Regions from separate parts of the Homo sapiens genome. Here region 1 is linked to region 2. The links are chromatin loops, found by intact Hi-C in ENCODE. Cell type or tissue: CD14-positive monocyte. All regions are shown on one strand. Each heading gives the region's core, and the rest is flanking DNA. Links, peaks and the distances in the headings are about the cores only.

The links. Peaks named below come from ENCODE experiments on the same cell type or tissue, not always from the same donor. Only the 100,000 strongest peaks of a DNase experiment are listed, where the experiment ranks them.
Region 1: a loop joins it to region 2, with 8 times the contacts of the local background. A loop is called at or near these places in 40 of 110 quality-filtered maps.

Annotation. Positions count from the first base shown.
Region 1 is chr1:159,125,279-159,128,192 of GRCh38, forward strand. It overlaps a transcript of AIM2 not described here. Among named protein-coding and RNA genes, the nearest start is that of TRR-TCT4-1, 15 kb to the right of the region's middle. In CD14-positive monocyte, for the core only: no CTCF peak of the experiment used is centred there; no DNase peak of the experiment used is centred there.
Region 2 is chr1:159,199,928-159,202,763 of GRCh38, forward strand. It overlaps CADM3 (cell adhesion molecule 3), which reads left to right. Exons shown (of 9, transcript NM_001127173.3): 9 at 877-2,836. The coding sequence ends at 995. It overlaps CADM3-AS1 (CADM3 antisense RNA 1), which reads right to left and starts at 2,495. Exons shown (of 4, transcript NR_037870.1): 1 at 2,323-2,495; 2 at 885-1,694. In CD14-positive monocyte, for the core only: no CTCF peak of the experiment used is centred there; no DNase peak of the experiment used is centred there.

The DNA.
Region 1 (2,914 bases), core at 289-2,788, 74 kb before region 2:
ACCTACCTAACCGTAGGCACATATTAGCTGTAGAACAAGCTAAATTCACATGCTTAGCCAGAGGCTGTGAGCTTAGATTTAGGAGACAAACATAACAACATTTCTCCTACTAGAATGTAAGTCCATATAGTGATTTTCATTTTTAAATAAACATTTATTGAGCCTACGTGAACTGTTATATTTTAATCTAAAGCTGAGACAGGGTAAGTCACTTGTTAAGCGCCACATGGTTATAAATGACAATACAAAGAATTAGAGGGCCACGGAAAGCCAGAGAGAGAGAGAACAGATGAATTTAGACAGATGTGGCTTTGACTGTCAAATCTGCTACTTAGAAGCTATGAAATTTTGTCCAAGTTACTCACTTCTCTGAGCCTTAGTTTTCCCATTTCTAATGTGGGAATAATATCTACTTTTCATGGATTTTGTGAAGATTAGAGGCTGTTTTTCTAATGTGAATGGTTCATGGCTGACCCTTTAGAGAAAAAGAGGAGAGAGGAAGGTGTTTAAGTAAAAAGTGCTTACTCCAGGAAATGCAGGGGTAAGGTCGGCCTGTGTGTCAAGGCATCAGAATTTCAGGTAGAGTTACATCCAGATTTCCATGACCTTTGTGGACAAGAGATTAGAAAACATGCAGTTCTCACAGTCACTCCTACTGTGACTATAAGAATTCATGGCTACAAAAAACACTTCCATTCTAGGGCCAGGAATTCTGAGCAAAACATTTGCAAGTCAGTCCACTCCAATCTATTGCTTGATGGCCATTCTAGACCCTCGAAAGCTGTGTGCAAAGGAATGTTCCTTCATTTCTGCCTCTAACTTGAATCTCTTGTTTTCTGACATTCTCAGCTTCTCAAAAGCCTTCTGAACACATTCATGTGATGAGAGCTATTTCCTGTCTGAGAATGGAAGTCAGGGAAGGACGAAGGAAAATGCAAGACTAAACTGCCACTGGCCTGGGAGTCTCCACCCATTTCCTGCACTGTGGCCACTGCTATAGGTAGTTACCAGGTAATATCTCTTCCTCCAGTTTGCAAAGTCTCTGGTATTATCAGTTATGAAAATGTAATCTAAAATTGATAGAATAGGCCGGGCACGGTGGTTCACGCCTGTAATCCCAGCACTTTGGGAGGCTGAGGGGGGCGGATCACGAGGTCAGGAGATCGAGACCATCCTGGCTAACACGGTGAAACCCTGTCTCTACTAAAAATACAAAAAAAATTAGCTGGGTATGGTGGCGGGTGCCTGTAGTCCCAGCTACTCGAGAGGCTGAGGCAGGAGAATGGCGTGAACCTGGGAGGCGAAGCTTGCAGTGAGCCGAAATGGCACCACTGCACTCCAGCCTGGGTGACAGAGCGAGACTACGTCTCAAAAAAAAAAAAAAAAAAATTGATAGAATTACTTTGGAAAGCAAGAAAGCATACCCTGGTGAAACCGAACAGGAATATAAACTATGACTCAGCAATCCAATTCCCAAGTGTATAATCTGAAATTGCTTGCTCTAGGAGATATAAGATTATTCCAACAGCATTGTTTATAATAGACAAAAAACCTGGAAAAAAACTGCATGTCCATCAAAGGCAGAATGCATTAATACATTGTGTTATACTCACACCATGGAGCATTATCCATTAATGAACATAAACTGTTGTATATTCAAGAACATGGACAAACCTCAAAACACAATGGTAAAGGGGCCAAAAACAACTCATATAAGAATATGTTTCCACTTACATAAAGTTTAAAAAGCAAAACAAAGTAATATATTATTTGGGGATAGCTATATGTGAAATAAAACTATAAACAAGCCAGGGGATGATTGGTTACCTACCCCTAGGGACTGAGAAAGAATGCAATTGATGAGGTTCACCCGAGAGTCTTCAAAGAACTAGTGATGTTCTCATTTTAAGCTGACTGGTAGGATCCTGAGTGTTTATTTTATTATTGTGATTATACTTTCTAAATGGTTCATATACATTCCATATACCCTAGGGTATGTATAATTTATTTCACAATAAAAAATTAATGTAACCCAAATGTGCACGGGGCCCTTAGGGTCGCCTCTGCTCTCACGCCACACTATCTTGAGTCAAGTAACAGATCAGTGTCGGCCCTGACTAGTGTTATGGTCTGAATGTCTGTGTCCCCACAAAATTCCTATGTTGAAATCCCAATCCCAATGTGATGGCATGGGGCCATTGGGAGGCAAAGTCTCTGGTATTATCAGTAATGAAAACACAATCTAAAATGGATAGTATCACTTTGGGAAGCAAGAAAGAATACCTTGGTGAAGCTGATCAGAAATGTAATCTATGACGCAGCAAAACTATTCCCTGTTGGGATCCTTAATGGGATCCCTAATGGGATTTCATAAGTGCTCTTATGAAAGAGGGACAAGGAAGTTTGTTCCTTGTTTCCACCACATGAGGACATAGCCATCTATGGGTCAGCAAGTGGGCCCTCACCACACACTGTATCTGCCTTGACCTTGGACTTCCCAAGGCTGGATTTCTCATAGCCTCCAGAACTGTGAGAAATAAATTTCTGTTGTTTATAAACCACCAGGTCTGTGGCACTTTGTTGTAGCAGCCCTTTCCCTGGAGTATTCATCTCCCTACTTCTCATGTCACCAACTGAAAGTGCCTTCTTTTTCATCTTAACCAAAGTTAGTCTGCCCATCAGTCTCTGCTGCAATCTCTTAATCTGTTCCCTTCATAACAAACTCATTACAAACTGCAACAACTTTGTTTACTTGTTTCTGTTTCTTTTCTTTTTGTCAGTCTCTCCTAGTAGAACACATGCCTCTGGAGAGTCAGGACTTTGTATGTCTTGTTTATTGCAACCTCCCCATCTCTCAGCACAGTGCTTAGTATAAAATAGTTGCCAGATATGGTGATAGGAGTGTGATAATAAA
Region 2 (2,836 bases), core at 1-2,500:
AATCAGAGGCAGGCACGAGGAGAAGCAGACAGTGGAAAGGGCCTTCAGAGACTTGTCAGCCCTTTGGAGTGTTTAGGGAATTAAAAATGGAGCCAACCCTATCATTGCCAACCCTGTGATAACTGAGCACCACCAACCCCGCAGTAAAGCCTGATCACTTGGGGATCGTCCAAGTGAAATCAAACCTTCCCACTCAGTCAGCGGTTGCTCCCATGCTGCTCTACCTCCAGGTCTCCTGCTGCAAGACAGAGAGCTCCTGAAACTGCATCTCCATCTCATTGCTTCCTGCGCTTTCTTCCTTTCTGTCTGTTTAACCTCATTTTCTTTCTCCTTTGATCTCATTGCCTTTCTTTCCTCTCCCCCTTTTCTACCTTCTCTCTTATATCCATGCCTTCTCTCTACCCTCTTCTCACATTCCTTCCTCTCAGACTTCCTGCTCTGCTATTAATTCTAGCCAGCGGCCTGACTCCATAGGCTGGTCATACATAAGCCAGATCTCAATTGCTTTGCTCATGAAGCTGACATAGCAGATCCCCCGTCACCAAGTTGCGTGCACACGCATGCATACACACACACACGCATGCGTGCAAGCACACACACACACACACACACACACACACACACACACTTCTCTTTCTTGCTTTGTATTATAGATGAGATTCTACTTAGGGGTAGGATTCATTATTCATGAAGGGTGTGGTCAGGTGAGGCATGTTGGAAGCAAAATGCGAATTAGGTAAGGTGGAGTAGAAGAGAGCTATTGGCAAGAGAAAAATTACTTGAGCAGTGTGTGAGTGGGTGGGTGAGAAAGTGGGCAGGGTGGACTCAGAGGTTGGGAAGCTGCTCCTGAGAGGAGAAGCCTCTGTCTCTACACAGGAACCTACCTGACACATGAGGCAAAAGGCTCCGACGATGCTCCAGACGCGGACACGGCCATCATCAATGCAGAAGGCGGGCAGTCAGGAGGGGACGACAAGAAGGAATATTTCATCTAGAGGCGCCTGCCCACTTCCTGCGCCCCCCAGGGGCCCTGTGGGGACTGCTGGGGCCGTCACCAACCCGGACTTGTACAGAGCAACCGCAGGGCCGCCCCTCCCGCTTGCTCCCCAGCCCACCCACCCCCCTGTACAGAATGTCTGCTTTGGGTGCGGTTTTGTACTCGGTTTGGAATGGGGAGGGAGGAGGGCGGGGGGAGGGGAGGGTTGCCCTCAGCCCTTTCCGTGGCTTCTCTGCATTTGGGTTATTATTATTTTTGTAACAATCCCAAATCAAATCTGTCTCCAGGCTGGAGAGGCAGGAGCCCTGGGGTGAGAAAAGCAAAAAACAAACAAAAAACAAAACCCTGGAGTGTTAGGAGGAGAGTGAAGGTAGAGGGGTGAGGAAGGGTAAGGGGCAGGGCTGGTTTCAGCTGGGGGCTCTCACCAGCCCTCCTTTCAGCCTCTACAACAGAGCAGCTTCCCAGACTTCTCCAGGAACCCAGAAACGGGATGGTTGTCGGCAAAGGTTGGGAGTGGCTTTTCCTCTGGTAGCCACACACCTGAGCACTACGGACAGGGAGGCAGGTGCCACCTTGACACCTCTCTTCCATAGCAATGGGAAAGTGATGAGTGCGGGAGTCCTGAGGAGATGTGGCCTGCAGACAACATGCAGCCATGCAGGGACCCAGGACTGTAACCTGGGGAGGACGCGGGTCCCTGCAAGGAAGAGTAGATTTGGAGAGGAAGGATGGAGGTGGACTCTCACCCCATTCCCCCCGGAAATGAACAAAGCCGGGCCCTTTCCATAGGAACTGCCCTTGGAGATAGCAGAGTGTGGCTGCCCCTCCTTGCTCCAGCAGCAGTGGGAGAGGCACTGCTCTGGGGCCTGAACTGCCTCTGCTTCCCCCCCTGAGGGGCCCCTCACTCTTACCCAAGACTCTGGATTGTTGCACGGCAACCACTCCTCCCATGGCATTGCTCAGCAACTACTTCTCCCTTCCCGGCCACCCTGTGCCCCCTTCCTGGTCCCAACGCCAGCCCTTCATCCTTCCTCCCTCAGCAGCCAGGCAGACATAACAACAAAACTACTAAAAGGAGCTTCACTGCAGTGAGCTGTTTCCTGCCCAAACTAAGGGAATAATGTGAACTGTGTGCATGTGTGTGGTGTGTATGCATGTGTGCATGTGTGTGTGTGTGTGTGCATGTGTGTGAGTGAGTGAGAGGCAGAGCGAGGAACTGAGGAGGAGGGCTAAGAGCCAGGGGTCCTGGGCAAGTGGACAGGGCTGTGGGACATGTTGGGGAGGCTTTGGGAATGGGGTATTCCTAGTCAGGGTTCACACCTCACCTGGGATGTTGTTCCATGCTGGTATTTCCTCTGCCACCCCCAATGCCCATCGGTCTTGGAGAAAGGAGTCCCCGGGTGTGTGTTTGCCCAGCTGTCCATTCTATCTCTCCCTTAAACACAGAGCATTCAGCCCTTCCCTGGATTTCCCTCCTCTGAGCCATGGAGTCAGTGCCACAGCCTTTGCTATGCACCTCTCAGGCCTCTCCTTGGCGTTGACCCTGGAAAGACCTACCACCACCTATTTTTTCCCATAGTCTGTACCCAGTGAGTTGAAGGCTGGGTCCCCACCCTTCCTTTTGATTTCCTGTCTTCCTTCTCGTGGCCCCAGCTGGTTGCTGTGGAGATGAGGTTCCTGGTCCTCCCTGTCCTGGCTGGACTGCCCCGCCTCAGATCCAGGATGCCCTTGGCATCGCTCCCACCCTCCCCCAGCTTTTCCTCCCTGGTCTGACAATGGGCATGCAAAAAGGGGCAGCTGCAATCTAGCAGGCCTGCCCACCCCCTTCAGTTCAGGTAA